2 separate regions of the Homo sapiens genome follow, and region 1 is linked to region 2. The links are chromatin loops, found by intact Hi-C in ENCODE. Cell type or tissue: Calu3. All regions are shown on one strand. Links, peaks and the distances in the headings refer to the core of each region. The heading gives the core; the rest is flanking DNA.

Region 1 (8,346 bases), core at 178-8,177, 200 kb before region 2:
ACCCAAGAGGCAGAGGTTGCAGGGAGCTGAGATCGTGCCACTGCACTCCAGCCTGGTGACAGATCATGACTCTGTCTCAAATAATATAAAATAAAATAAAATAACACTTGATATCTGCTTCTGTAGGATGAGACCACTCACATTTTTATCAAACAACCCAAATCAATATTCCCATAAAATAAGTGGTCAGTTAAAAAAGATATGAAGTTCACCCTTTGCTAATATATTAAGGTATAGCATCAACATTGGAATATCTGGACAATTTTAAAATTTCTCAATAAATGTTGACTTATCAAAATGTTGAACTGATGATTTAGAAATGGTAAAGAAGAGGTTATAAATACCCTCTCTTTTTGAATTTTTCAAAAAGCTTGCTAGAGAGTAAAGGACAGTTCCGGTCTGCAGGAAAACTGCTCAAGTACTATTGGTGTTGGGAATTACTCTCCTAGAAGCCAAAAAAATTAGGGTTCTAAGAGACCTTTAAAATCACTAGTTCAACCCTTGTATTAATCTGTTTTCATGCTGCTGATAAAGATATACCCAAGACTGGGCAATTTACAAAAGAAAGAGTTTATTGGACTTACAATTTCACCTGGCTGGGGAGGCCTCACAATCATGGCAGAAGGTGAAAAGCACGTCTCACATGGGGGAAGACAAGAGAAAAGAGCTTGTGCAGGCAAACTCCCTTTTTTAAAGTCATCAGATCTCATGAGGCTTATTCACCATCACAAGAACAGCACAGGAAAAACCCACCCCCATGATTCAATTAACTCCCACCAGGTTCCTCCCACAACACATGGGAATTGTGGGAGTTACAATTTAAGATGAGATTTGGGTGGGGACTGAGCCAAACCATATCATTCTGCCCCTGGCCCCTCCCAAATCTCATGTCCTCACATTTCAAAACCAACCATGCCTTCCCGACAGTTCCCCAAAGTCTTAACTCATTTCAGCATCAACTCAAAAGTTCACAGTCCAAAGTCTCATCTGAGATAAGGCAAGTCCCTTTCACCTATGAGCCTGTAAAATCAAAAGCAAGTTAGTTACTTCCTAGATACACTGGGGGTACAGGCATTGGGTAAATACAGCCATTCCAAATGGGAGGAATTAGCCAAAACATAGGAGCTACATGCCCCTTGCAAGTCTGAAATCCAGCAGGGCAGTCAAATCTTAAAGCTCCAAAATTATCTCCTTTGATTCCATGTCTCACATTTATGCAATGCTGATTCAAGAGGTGGGTTCCCATGGTCTTGAGCAGTTCCGCTCCTGTGGCTTTGCAGCATCCAGCCTCCCTCCCGGCTGCTTTCATGGGCTGGCATTGACTGTCTGCAGCTTTTCCAGGCACACAGTGCAAGCTGTCAGTGGATCTACCATTCTGGGGTCTGGAGGACGGTGGCCCTCTTCTCACAGCTCCACTAGGCAGTGCCCCAGTGGGTACTTTGTGTGGGGACTTCAACCCCACGTTTACCTTCTGCATTGCCATAGCAGAGGTTCTCCGTAAGGATCCTGCCCCTACAGCAAATTTCTGCCTGGACATCCAGGCGTTTTCATACATCCTCTGAAATCTAGGCAGAGGTTCCCCAACCTTACTTATTGATTTCTGTGCTCCAGCAGGCTCAACATCACGAAGCTGCCAAGGCTTGGGGCTTGCACCCTCTGAATACACAATCCAAGCTGTATCTTGGCCCCTTTTAGCCACAGTTGGAGTGGCTGGGATGCGGGACACTAAGTCCCTAGGCTGCACACAGCACAGGGACCCTGGGCCCAGCCCAGGAAATTATTTTTTCCTCCTAGGCCTCTGGGCCTGTGATGGCAGGGGCTGCCTAGAAGGTCTCTGACATGCCCTGAAGACATTTTCCCCATTGTCTTGGAGATTAACATTTGGCTCCTCATTACTTATGCAAATTTCTGCAGCCAGCTTGAACTTCTCGTTAGAAAACGAGTTGTTCTTTTCTATCACATCATCAAGCTGCAAAATGTCCAAACTTTTAAGCTATGTGTCCCTTTTAAAACTGAATGCTTTTAACAGCACCAAAGTCACCTCTTGAATGCTTTGCTGCATAGAAACTTTTTCTGTCAGCTACCCTAAATTATCCCCCTCAAGTTCAAAGTTCCACAAATCTTTAGGGCAGGGCCAAAATGCTGCCAATCTCTTTGCTAAAACATAGCAAGAGTCACCTTTATTCCAGTTCCCAACAAGTTCCTCATCTCCATCTGAGACCACCCAAGCCTGGATTTCATTGTCCATATCATTAGCATTTTGGTCAAAGCCATTTAACAAGTATCTAGGAAGTTCCAAACTTTCCCACATTTTCCTGTCTTCTTCTGAGCCCTCCAAATTGTTCCAATCTCTGCCCGTTATCCAGTTCCAAAGTCGCTTCCACATTTTTGGGTATCTTTACAGCAGCATCCCACTCTACTGGTACCAAATTACTGTATTAGTCTGTTCCCATGCTACTAATAAAGACACACCCAAGACTAGGAAACTTATAAAAGAAAAAGTTTTAATGGACTTCACAGTTCCACATGGCTGGGGAGGCCTCTCAATCATGACAGAAGGAAAAGGAGAAGCAAAGCCATGTTTTACATGGTAGCAGGCAAGAGAGAATGAGGGCCAAGTGGAAGGGGAAATCTCTTTTAAAACCATCAGATCTCATGAGACTTATTCACTACCATGAGAACAGCATGATTCAATTATATTCCACTGGGTCCCTCCAATAATACATGGAAATTATAGGTGCTACAATTCAAGATGAGATTTGTGTGGGGACACAGCCAAACCATATCAAAGCTATTATAATAATTTAGCCAACAGCTGGTGGACCAAGAAGGTAACAGTGGAGACAGTGAGAAGTAGTCAGAATCTGGATAAATCTTAAGGAAAATGTCCATGTGATTTATAAGGTATTAGTTGTGAAATAAGAGTGAAATAAATGAGCCAAAGCTTAAAGACTAGAAAGATGGAGCTCCCCAATAATTGAGATGGCAAAAACTGTGGGAGGAGTGGGGCTATGTGAGGCAAGGTAGACGAACAGGAGTTTCATTTTTGATGTGTTTACTTTGAGATGCCTATTATACATTCAAGTGGAGGTTTTGAGTAGGCATTGTACATGTGAATTTGGAGCTCTGTGGAGAAGTCTGGGATAAAGATATAAATTTGAAGTTGTCAACATTTCATTAACATATAAATGAAATTTAAAACTGTGATAGAGGATAAGATCAACAGGAGAGTGAGAACAGAGATCAGAGATATGAGGACTGAGCTGCTGAGAAATATGGTATCCCTTCAATGTTGACAGGTAGGATAGATGAGAAGGAGCCAGCAAAGGAAATGAACATGGAGCAACCTACTATATAGAAATAAAACCAGGAGGGGGTGGTGTTATATAACCAAGGGAATATAGTGCAACAAGGAGAAAGGAGTGATCAACTGAGCAAACGCTTCTGAGGGCTGAGAATGAATCAATGGACTTTGCACTGTGGAAGTCATTGAGAATATTAACCAGACTAACTTCAGTTTATGGTAGCAACAAAGCCTGACGAGTTAGTTGATAAGAGTATGAATTAGAAAACATGGAAATAGTAAATATGGGCAATTCTAGGACTAGATCTGAAGTAGTCACAGTTATAGTAGTCCCAAGGTAGATGCAGAAGTTTCAGGAATTCAATTTACAGATAACGTTGTCAGGTAAATTTTCAAATAAACTCTTGTTAGTATAAATATGTTGAATATAATATTCGGGGTATGTTTACATTAGAAATTATTTTTATTTATACTAAATTCACATTTAACAAGGTATCTTGTGTTTTGACTGACAACTCTAGCTATAGACAAGTTCTGGCAGGGCTGATGTAAAGTTAAAATTTCCAATACTTCCAAGTCTGCCCAGAAAATTCTGAAAATGCTCCCGGCTTCCTAGAAATTTCTGAAAATGTTATGCAGAGAACAAGATAACTAATGAAATAATGCAAAGGGCTGGAGCATGTGACTCTGAGGCACAGACAAAACTGATTAATAAATATTCTGTCTTCATCTGGGACCCTTTGAATAAATAGGTAAAGCAACTAACACAGCCTGAGGCTACTCTTTGGCAAGAAATTTAAATATACTCAGTCATTCAGGCTCAGACAACCTCCAGGAATCTACAAGTGGAAAGAAAAGGTGGTTTTTCCTATGCAAAGTCATTCACCAAAATGGAGAGTAGTGGGTTATACAGCTGGGTGGGAGAACATTTTCTTTCTATGATATATGACTAAACATAATTAAGGTTAATAAAGGAATAGGAGAACCAAGTGACTTATTTAAACATGACTTATGTAGGTAGTATGTATAATAACAGTCCATATAACAAAGTTACCTTGAACAGTTACCATGTGTTGGGCATTGTGCTAAGCTGAGAGGCATGCAACACCAAAAAGACAGGAATGTTTGATTTTATTTTAAAGATTGATAACGTGCTGAATATACTTTATAACTGAATATTGTTACATTTCAATATTGCTGAGAGTAAATTTTTACAGTTCTCATCACAAAAAAGATAAAGTTCATGCCCTCAAAGCACCCTACAAAGTGGTAAGGCAGAAGACAATAGAATAATCATAATAATTTCCACTATTTCTTTGTCCTCACCTCCTACCTTTCACCTCCTTCAGGACCCCAATACAGCCCACTGGGATGACCTGCTCCACTTCTGGATCTTTGTACTTGCTGTTCCCTTTGCCTATAACATTCACTCTTCAGATATCCAGATATCACTGTGGCTCACTGCCTCACCTACTTTAGGACTTTGTTCAAATATCACCTTATCAGAGAGGCTGTCTATGATCCTCTGATATAAAATAACATCTATCTCTTTCTATCCCTGTACTCTGCTTTATTTTTCTCCACATCACTTCACTTTCTAAAATTCTATATATTTGCTATTTAATTGGCTATTACCTGTCTCAGCCAACTAAAATGTCAACTACATAAAGCAGATATTTGGTCTGTTTTATTATTGCATTACCTGCACAAACAGTAGTGCCTAGCTCAAAGTAGGGTCTCAAATATTTGTTCAATCAATAACACTGCTGTGTTTTTCCAAGAACTGTGCTAGGCAATTTACATATGTTAGCTGATTTAATTTTATCCTCACTACAATCCTATAAAGTAGGCAGCATTCATCTCATTTTCTAGATAAGGAAACAAACCCAGGATTTAACTGAATATGGTAGACAGAATAATGCTACCTTCCCAAAGATATCCATCTGCATTTTAACCTCTGGTACCTGTGAATATGATATGTTACGTCGCAAAGGGCTATTAAGGATTACAGAGGGAATTAAGGTTGCCAGTCCTGGATTATATAAACGGGCCTAATGTAATCACAAGCTAAATGTTCATCAATGGATGAATGGATAAAAAAAGTGATACATGTACACAATAGAATACTATTCAACTTAACAAAGAAGGAAATCCTGTCTTTTGTGACAACATAGATGAACCTGGAGGACATAATACTGAGTGAAATAAGCCGGGTACAGAAAGACAAATACTGCATAATCTCACTTACATGTGGAATCTAAAAAAGTCAAACAATGCAGAGAGTAGAATGGTAGTTATCATGGATTTGGGGCAGTGGGGCAGGGAAGAAATGGCTAGAGTTAATCAGAGAGTACAAAGTTTCAGTTAGGAGGAATACATTCTGGTGCTCTATTGTACAGTATGGTGACTACAGTCAACAATACTGTACTGTGTACTTGAAAATTTCTAAAAGAGTGATTTTTCAATGTTCTCACCACAAAAAAATGATCAGCATGTGAGGCAATGATATATTAATTAGCTTGATTTATCATTCCACAATGTATGTATATAAACATCACATTGTACCCCACAAGTATATGCAATAATAATCAATTGTTTTCAAAAGTGGAAGAGGGAGGCAGAGAAAAAGTTCAGAGTGATACAATGTGAGAAAAGAAAGGAGAGTCCAAGCCAAGAAAAATGGACAGTCTCTAAGAGCTGAAAAAGGAAAGGGAACATATACTTCCACAGAGCATACAAAAAGGAATGCAGCCCTCCTGACACCTTGATTTTAGCCCAGCAAGACTCGTGTCAGACTTGTGACCTCCAGAACTGTAAGATTATAAATTAGTGTTATTTTTAAGTCAGTAAATTTGTAGCAATGTGTTACTGTAGCAGTAAAAAAAAAAAAAAAAAATACACTGAGTTATATATGATCAGCCAGTTTGTGATAGAGACATATTTTAAACACAGCTCTATCTGATTCTTATACATTCTGCACTGTCTGGGACAGGCACAAAATGCTATGGGAGGTCACGGTAAAGAGAGATCACTTATAACTGGGAAATGAGAAAAGACTTCATGACAAAATTAGCATTTGGAGTGGGCCTTGAGGAATTTATACAGCTTCAAATAGTGAATGTATCAAAACAGCCTAATGTTGTCCTTCAATCAAAAAATGAATACAAAAACTGTGGTATATTCACACAATTGAATACTACTCAGAAATAATCAACTGCTGTATGTACAATAACAAAGATACATCTCAGGCATTTTACTGAAAGAAATCAAACAAAGAATAGTACACACAATATGGTTGCAATTTTATGAAGTATAAGAACAGGCAAAATCTTTATTGTTAGAAGCCCAAAAGTGGTTGCTGGGAGGGAGGAAAACCAATTGGAAAAGGGCACAAGTGAAATTCCTGCAGGGATAAAATGGTCTTATTTTGTGTGGTGGTTATATGGGTGTAAATAATTTTTAAAATTTGTCAAACTGAACACTTAAAATGTTTTCATGTTACTCTGTTAATTATACCTCAAAAAATGTTGACTGTGGCCACAGAGGGTATCTGTCAAAGAGAAAGTATAAGCAAGTGTAGAGAAACAAGAGGCATGGGCCAAATGCAGAAAAAAAACATAGTGCAGTTGGCTTAGAGAAGTCCTCAAGCCCAGCTACACATTAGAATCACCTGAAAAGTGTTTGAAACTACAGGTGCCAATCCCAACCCAGAGACTCCAATTTATTTGGTTTGTGGTGAACCCCAAATATCAATATTTTATAAGATCTCAGTTGGCTCTTATATAAATTCAGGTTTGAAAACCAGGAACTGAGAGTATAAACAATGTAAAATAGACAAATTGTGAATGTCCTGGAACACATAAGGAGTTTTAGTTTGTTTGGATTGGAATGCAAATACATGAAAGGATTTTAAACAGGAGGGGTGAAATAATCAGAGATAAGCTTTAAGAAGGTTCTTCTCACACCTGTGTCCCTGGGCAAGTACACCTAGAGGTGGAGAGGCAAACTAGGAGACTGGCCCAAAGGAAATCAAAAGGAGGAGAGACTTTTTTGGATAAAGAAGGGGAAGTTGAAGAGGAGAGGTTTGTTTAGTTTTGACTTGTTTGTGTTTGTGGTATCTGTGGTATATGTAGGTAGAAATGTCTACTAGATAATGGAATACATGGAGCTAGAGCTCAAAAGAGAGGTCTAGGATAGAGACATACAGGTTATAATCACTTAGATCAGTGACATTAATTAATAACTGTGAAAGTGTAAGAAGAGAAAAGGACCAAAGACAAAGCCCTCAGGAATGCCCACAGGAATGCCCACATCAAAGGTCTCAGTAGACAGCATCAAATAAAAAGCAAATGCAGCAGTGAAATTGATAACTGGATAAGCCTGTTGAATTTGAAATTAGTAAATCATTGACAAAGCTGCTTCATTAGAATGGGTAGAGTAGAATTAAGATTAGAAGAAGCTGAGGAATAAATAGACTACTAGGAAGTAGAACAAATATTAAACCAAAACCTCAGTTTCCTCATCTGTAAAATGGGACAAAAACACTCCACTCCACAGGAGGTGTTGGTGAGGCTGAAATGAAGCAATGTTTAAAGCACTTAGCTCAGCATCAGGAGCTCTTATCAGAAATGATTGTTGTTATTGGCATTATTGTATAAGAAGATGGGTGGCAGCTTCAGGGACTAGTAATGCCTTATCAGCGTTTTGTTTTGCTTCATTTGATGTTGTTTTAGGATGAGCAATCATTGATTAGAACTATACATAAAGAAGAAGACACCAATACAGATGAAGAAATTGAACATTCCAGAGAGAGAGGAGCATGATCCTAAAGGAAGTAAGAGTGAATAAGGGTAAAGATAGAGGAACTAACTTTGGAAAGAAAGGGGCTCATTTTTCTTTTGAGTTGGGTGGGAAAGAGGAGATTTAAAGACCTAAAATAGTTGTTAATAGAGGAAATGTAAAGAAGCAATGGGATCATGAAAGAGATATACTGAAAAATTTTACATCAGATTGCCTCAATCTTTTGCGAAAAATAGAAGGTA
Region 2 (8,346 bases), core at 66-8,065:
TATGAGAATTCTTTTTATACTTTCATTATTAACGCCTAATACAATACACAGTTGGCAAACATTTACTTCCATTCTGTAGGTTGTCTTTTTACTTGTTTCTTTTTCTGCATAGAAGTTTTTAAGTGAGAGTTATTTCTATTTGTCTATTTTTGTTTTTGTTATTCTGCTTTTGTTGTCACATTGAAGTCATTGCCCATTCCAATGTCTTAAATCTTTTCCTAAATTTTTTTTTTCTAGTCTTACAGTTTCAGGTCTTATACTTAGGTCTTTAATCGATTTTGAGTTCATTTTTTATATAATGTAAGAAGAGGGTCAAATTTTATTCTTTTGAATGTGGATATAGCTTTCCCAATGCTATTTGTTGAAGAGACTATCCTTTCCCCATTGGGTATTGGCATTCCTGTTGAAGATCAGTTGCCCATATATGTGTGAGTTTATTTCTGGTCTTTCTATGCTGTAGCATGAATTTTTATGTCTGTCTTTAGGCCAGTAACACACTCTTGATTAGTGTAACTTTGTAATATGTTTTGAAATAAGGAAGTGTGTAATCTCAGCTCTGGCTTTGTTCTTTTTTCCCAAGATTGCTTTGGTTATTTTAAGTCATCTGAGAATGCATACGAATTTTAGGATGACTTTTTATCTATTTCTGCAAAAGGAAATGCCATCGTGATTTTACAAGTATTGCATTGAATCTGTAGATTGCTATAGGTAAGATGGACATTTTAACAATATTAAGTTATCTAATCCATGAATACAGGATGTATTTTTATTTATTTGTGCCTTCTGTAAATTCTTTCAGCAATGTTTTGTAGTTTTTGGTGTATAAGTCTTTTGCTTCTTAGTTAAGTTTATTTCTACATACAGGTGTTTTTTTGATGCTATTGTAGGTGAAATTATTTTCTGAATTTTCTATTTGGATTGCTTATTGTTACTATAGAGAAACATAATTAATTTTTCAATGTTGATTTTGTTCCTGCAACTTTGCTGAATTTGTTTATTAGTTCTAACAGAGTATTTTGTGGAATATTTAAGGTTTCTACATATAAGAGTGTATCATATGCAAAACAGATAATCTTATTTCTGTCATTTAAATTTTTATGCCTTTTATGTCTATTTGCTGCGTAATTACTCTGGCTATGGCTTCTAGTATGATGATGAATGGAATGGTAAGAGAAGGCATCATTGCCTTTTTCCTCAACTTGGAGAAAAAGCTTTCAGTTTTTCACCACTGAGTATGATGTTAACTGTGGACTTTTTGCATATGATCATTATTATGTTTAGGTAATTTTCTTCTATTCCTAGCTGGTTCTGTTTTTTAAAATCATGAAAGAGTGTTGAATTTTGTTGAATGCTTTCTCGGCATCAATTAAGATGATCATTTTTTTTTAATCTCATGAATGTGGTCAGTACTTTGATTGATTTTCTTATGTTAAAACATCCATGCCTCCCATCCAAGTACTAACCAGTAACCATCATTCTCAGCAAACTATCACAAGGACCAAAAACCAAACACCACATGTTCTCACTCATAGCTGGGAGCAGAACAATGAGAACACATGGACACAGGGTGGAGAATATCACACACCGAGGCCTGTAGGGGGGTGGGGGGCTAGGAGAGGCATAGCATTAGGAGAAATGCATAATGTAAATGACGAGTTGATGGGTGCAGCAAACAAACATGGCACATGTATACCTATGTAACAAACCTCCACGTTGTGTTGCACATGTATCCTAGAACTTAAAGTATAATAATCATAATAATAAATCCATGTATTCCAGAGGTAAATCCCATTCAATCGCAGTATGTAATCTTTAAAATTTCTGTTGAATTCAATTTGCTAACATTTTGAGGAGATTTTTGGTATCAGAAATATTGGTCAGAAATTTTCTTTTTTTTTAGCATTTTTCAATTGTATTCATTTATTTATAATTGGCAAATAATAATTATGTATATTTATGTAGTACAATATGACGTTTTGATCTGTGTACACATTATAGAACGATTCAAAGTAATCTTTCCATCTCACTAATTTTTCACTTTTTTGTGGCAAGAACATTAAAATTCTATTCTAGACATTTTATAGATTTAGGATTATGAGGGGTTTTTGGTTAGACTGATGAATTATAGAGTGGTGAAGTCAGATTTTAGTGCACCTGTCATTACCTTAGTATTATACATTGTACCCAATAAGTAGTTTTTCATCCCTCACCCTCCTCCCATCCTCCCAACTTCTGATTATCCAGTCTCCATTATATCACTCTGTATGATTTTCCATACCCATAACTTAGCTCCCATTTTCAAGTGAGAACATGCAGAATTTGATTTTCCATTTCTGAGTTACTTCACTTAGAATAAAGGCCTCCAGTTCTATCCAAATTGCTGCAAAAGACACTGTTTCACTCTTTTTTTCTGGCTGAGTAATACTTCATGGTGTATATACATTTTCTTTATTCACTTATCAGTTGATGGGCACTGAGGTTGATTCTATATCTTTGCAATTGTAAATTGTACTGTGATAAACATATAAATGCTGGTGTCTTTGTGATATGACTTCTTTTTCTTTGGGCATATATGAAGTAGTGGGATTGCTTGTTTGAATGTAGATCTACTTTTTGTTCTTTGAGAAGTCTCCATATTGTTTTCCCTAGAGGTGGTACTAATTTACATTCCCACGAACAGTGTATAAGTATTTTGTTTTCGCTACATTCATGCCAACATCTATTGTTTTTTGACTTTTTAATAATGGCCATTCTGGTTGGGGTAAGGTGGTATCTCATTGTAGTTTCAATTTGCATTTCTCTGATGATTAGTGATGTTAATCATTTTTTTCATATGTCATTTGGCCATTTGTACATCTTCTTTTGAGAAAAGTCTACTCATGCTTTTTGCCCACTTTTTAATGACATTATTTTGTTTTGTTTTTTTTTTCCTTGCTGATTTGTTTGAGCTCCTTGCAGGTTCAGGATACTAGTATTCTGTCAGATGTATAATTTGCAAATATTTTGTCCCACTCTGTGGGTTGTCTGTTTACTCTAATGATCTTTTATATTGATGTGCAGAAGCTTTTTAGTTTAATTAGGTCCAATTTACTTGTATTTGTTTTTGTTGCATTTGCTTTTGGGGTCTTCATCATAAATTCTTTGCATAGGGCAATGTTCAGAAGAGTGTTTCCTAGGTTTTCTTCTGGATTTTTTTTTTTGTTTCAGGTCTTACATTTAACTCTTTGATCCATCTTGAGTTAATTTTCATATATGGTGAGTTGAGGGATTCAGTTTCATTCTTCTACATGTGGTTATCCAATTTTCCTAGCACCGTTTATTGAGTAGGGTGTCCTTTCCCTAATTTATATTTTTGTATGCTTTGTGAAATATCATTTGGTTGTAAGTATTTGGCTTTATTCCTGGGTTCTCTGTCCTTTTCCATGGGTCTATGGATTTACTTTTACAGCAGAACCATGCTGTTTTGGTTACTATACTCTTGTAGTATAATTTGAACTTGGGTAATATGATGCCTCCAGATTGATTCTTTTTGCTTAAGATCGCTTTGGCTATTCAGGCTCTTTTTTGCTTACATATAAATTTTAGATTTTTTTTTCTAATTCTGTGTAAAATGAGTAAAATGATGTTGGTATTTTGATGGGAATTGCATTGAATCTGTAGATTGCTTGGTGCAATATGGTCATTTTCATCATATTGATTCTTCCAATTCATGAGCATGGGATGTATTTCCAACTGTTTGTGTAATCTATTATTTTTTTCAACATTGTTTTGTAGTTGTCCTTGTGGAGATCTTTCACCACCATGGTCAAGTGTATTCCTAGGTATTTTATTTTTTTGTAGCTATTGAGAAAAGGATTGAGTGGTTTTTTTTTTTTTTTTTGAGACGGAGTCTCCCTCTGCCGCACAGGCTGGAGTGCAATGGCGTGATCTTGACTCACTGCAACCTCTGCCTCCCGGGTTCAAGCAATTCTCCTGCCTCAGCCTCCTGAGTAGCTGGGACTACAGGCACCCACCACCACGCCTGGCTAATTTTTTGTATTTTTAGTAGAGACAGGCTTTCACCGTGTTAGCCAGGATGGTCTTGATCTCCTGACCTCTTGATCCATCCGCCTTGGCCTCCCAAAGTACTGAGATTATAGGTGTGAGCCAACGCACCTGGCTGAGTTGTTGATTTGATTTGCAGTTTTGTTGGTGGTTGTATGTAGCAGTGTTACTGATTTGTTTACATTGACTTTGTAACCTAAGACTTACTGAATTCATTCATGCATATATTGGTATGCTTGATGGTGTGACCTGTAAGACCCTTAGGCTTTTTCTATTTGTATTCATTCTTTTTTTTTCTGTTCTGACTAGATAATCAAAATTGACTGATCCTCAAGTTTACTGATTCTTTCTTATGCTTGATCAAGTCTGATGTTGAGCCTTTATAGTAAATTTTTTAATCCAGTTATTGCATTCTTCAGCTTCAGAATTTCTATGATTCTTTTTTATAGTTTACGTCTTTTGATATTCTCATTTTGTACATTCATTGTTTTCCCAATTTTCTTTTATTGTCTACCTGTGTTATCATATAGATCATTGAACTACTTTAAGACAATTATTTTGAATATTTTCAGGTAATCCATAGTTCTCCATTGGGGGGGGATATCTAGTGATTTATTGTTTCCTTTCCCTGAGGCATACTTCCATTTTTAATGTGCCTTATAATTTTTTCCTGAATTTTGTGCATTTGTTAAAAAATCATCTTTTGGTATCTACAGACTGGCTTAATACAGGAGAATATCTTCACCAATCACCTGGCTAGAGATTCTGAGTGCCTATGAAACCTTTTGGAGGGATACAATTTTTCTGGGTTTTTGCGTGTAATTTCCCAATTAGAGAGGCTTCCTGATTTCTTTTTTCACTGTTTATAAATCTCTAGCTCCCTCTGGTGTCTGTATCTAACACTACAGTTACTGCGACACTACTTTCCTTTGTTCTAAGTGGAACCCAGACATCCAAGGTATGCAAGTTCCACATCTGTGCCCCAAATATAGTGAGACAGATACCAGTCCTTTAGGCTTCTCTCAAAAAAGCTGGAACTCGGGATGCATGCTTCACTCTTCTCTCTCCTTGTGGGGAATGCCATGGCTAAGAAACATTTTTATAATTGTGCCAAGCTCTGACAGCCTCTGTCTACAGTATTGCAGAACCTCTGGTGCTAGAGAGAATTACTTCCATGCTCCCTTTCTGTTAATGACTCCTAGCCATCCAAATCATGACATTTCCATTAGCACTCCAAGTCATGCAAGAAAAAAAAGTATATTGGGTAGTCCCACAAAAGTCAGAATATTGAATGCATGTTCCACTTTTCTCACGACGTCTGCCTCCAGAGGAAAAGAAAGTCAGGAGTTAAGTTGAGGTATGTCACCTTGGGGAGAAACAATTATGGTAAAGCAAAATGATTCTTGTTACCTGTCTCAACATTTCTAGGCTTTGTGTTAACCTGGGATACAGTTATTGTATATATTGTTGTTAAGTCAGTATCTCTAAAGGAATGATGACTGGGACTTTCCATTCTGGCATCTAGCTGATGTCTCCATCATCATGTTAGCATCTACTGTTAGACTATATTAAAAGTATAATTATGAGAGTAAAGCAAGATGGCAGAATAGAAGCCTATATCATTCGTACCTTCCACTGTAAAACTAAATTTTTACAACTATCAACACACAAGAAAGCACTGTCACAGGAATCAAAAATTAAGTGAGCAATCACAGTACCTGGTTTTAACTTTATATTACTAAAAGAGACATTGAGGAGGGCAGGAGAGATGGTTGAATTGCCAATGGCATTGCAATCCCTTAGAAGTGGCCATGTGGCAGGAAGAGAGAATCTATGCGCTTTGGGGAGGGAGAGTGCAGCAACTGGGGGATTTTACATAGGACTCAGTGCTGCCCAGTCACAGTGAAGAATAAAGCCATGCCAGACTCAGCCAGGGCCCATGCATGAAGGGAACATTTGGACCAGACCTAGCCAGTGGGGAATAGCCCATGCTTGTGGCCAGAACTTAAGTTTCTTGGCAAGCCTTGCCACTACAGGCTGAAGTGCTCTGTGGCCCTAGTTAAACTTGAAAGATAGTCTAGGACACAAGGACTGCAATATGTAAGCAACTCCTAGTGCTAAGCTAGGCCTAGAGCCAATGAACTAGAGTGGCCCATGATCTAGGGACATACCAGCTGGTATGGATAAGGGATTGTTTGAGCCATTCTTCCCCCCAAACCAGGCAGTAAAGCACACAGCAATGAAAGTGACTCCATCCTTCTGATTAGGGAGAGGGGAGTGAAGAGTAAAGAGGACTTTGTCTTGCATGTTAAATACCAGCTCAGCCACAATAGGATAAGTCACCAAGCAGAGTTTTGAGGACACATTCCAGGCCCTAGATCACAGACATTTCTAGACAAATCCTGGGCCAAAAGGGAACTTACTCCCCTAAAGAAAAGGACACAGTCCTGGCAGGATTTATTACCTGATGACCAAGGAGCCCTTGGGACTTGTACAACCAGTAGCAAAACCCAGGGTATATGACATGGGCCTTGGGCTTTAGATGTGCTGGCTTCAGGTGTTACCATCCACATTCCCAAATCTGGTGGTGACAGTGAAAGACTTCTGTTTGAGAAAAATAAGGAAAAGTAAAGGGGACTTTGTCTTATACCTTAGGTACCAGCTGAGCCACAGTGGGGAAGAACAGCAAGCAGGATCCTGGGGTACTCAAGTCCAGGGATAGGCACTTGGGCAGCATTTCTGGACATGACCTGGGCTATGCAGGAGCTCATTTGCTTACAGGTTGAGTCCAAGGACTGGCAGCACTCACCACAAGCTGACAGAAGGGCTTTGGGGATTTTAGTGAATACCAGTGGAGGCCTGGCACAACAATCTGTGGATGAGTGATGGTGGTGGCCACAGAAAGAGGCTACTATGCCTTTGGAAAGGGGAGAAAAGAGTAGGAAGGACTTTGTATTGTGGTTTCAGTGCCAGCTTAACTGTAGTAGAATAGAACATAGAGTAAATTTCTAAGGTTTTTCTACTACAATTTCTGGCTCCCAGACAGCATCTCTGGCCATGACTGTGGGCTGGGGAAACTCACCACCATGAAAGGAAGGGCCTTGTGCAAGAAACAGTGTTGTTCTAGCTTCAGGTCTGGCCCAGCAAAGTCCCAGCTGATGGCCACAGGTATCTTGCATCACTATACCTCCAGTTCCAGATGGTTCAGCACAGAGGGGAAGACTGTTTCCTTGGGAGAAAGTAAGAAAAAAGAATAAGAATCACTGCCTGGTAATCCAGAGAATTCTTCTGAATCTTATACAAGACCACCAAAGTGGTACCTCTACGAGTCTGCAAAAACCACAGTGTTATTGGACACGGATCCCTAGTGTCTTTGATTGCCTGGAAAGTCTTCACAAGAAGAACAGGCACAAACTAGCCCAAATGTTGAAGACTACAATAAATACCTAACTCTTCAATACCCAGACACTGATGAACATCTACAAGCATCAACACCATCCAAGAAAACATGACCTCACCAAATGAACAAATAAGGCACCGAGGACCAATTCTGGAGAAATAGAAATGTATGACCTATCAGTAAAAGAATACAAAATAGCTATTTTGAGGAAACTCAGAGAAATTCAAGATAACACAGAGAGGCAATTCAGAATTCTACCAGTTAAATTTACAAAGAGATCAAAATAATTAAAAATAATCAGGTAGAAAATATAGAGTTAAAAATGGAATTGACACATTGAAGAAGGCTATTTGAAAACACATAGTAAGAGGAGGTGAAAAAGAATACAAAGAATGAAGCATGCCTACAAAGTCAAGAAAATACCCTCAATATGGCAAATCTAAGAGTTATTGGCCTTAAAGAGGAGGCAGAGAAAGAGAGGAGTAGAAAGTATACACAGAGGAATAATATCGGAGAATTTTGCAAACTTAGAGGAAAATATCAATATCCAAGTATAAGAAAGTTATGGAACACTGAGCAGTTTTAACCCAAAGAAGAGTACCTTAAGGCATTTAATAATAAAATTCACAAAGGTCAAGGATTAAAAAAGGATCTTCAGCAAGAGAAAAGGAAAAAATAACACAAATTGGAGCTCCAATGTCTGGCAGCAGACTTTTCAGTGGAAAATTTATGGGCCAGGAGAAAGTGGCTGACATATTTGAAGCACTGAAGGAAAAAAACCTTTTATCCGAGAATAGTATACTTGGTGAAAATAGTTTTTCAGCATAAAGGAGAAATAAAGACCTTCCCAGGCAAACAAAACCTGAGGAAATTTATGAACATAAAACATAAAACCAGTCTTA

Evidence for each region. Peaks named below come from ENCODE experiments on the same cell type or tissue, not always from the same donor. Only the 100,000 strongest peaks of a DNase experiment are listed, where the experiment ranks them.
Region 1: it touches region 2 in a loop (9-fold over the local background); 4 of 110 quality-filtered maps call a loop at or near these places.

Annotation. Positions count from the first base shown.
Region 1 is chrX:116,404,512-116,412,857 of GRCh38, reverse strand. No RefSeq gene overlaps it. Among named protein-coding and RNA genes, the nearest start is that of SLC6A14, 28 kb to the left of the region's middle. In Calu3, for the core only: no CTCF peak of the experiment used is centred there; no DNase peak of the experiment used is centred there.
Region 2 is chrX:116,201,730-116,210,075 of GRCh38, reverse strand. No RefSeq gene overlaps it. Among named protein-coding and RNA genes, the nearest start is that of AGTR2, 35 kb to the right of the region's middle. In Calu3, for the core only: a CTCF peak has its summit at 4,945 (motif pointing left); no DNase peak of the experiment used is centred there.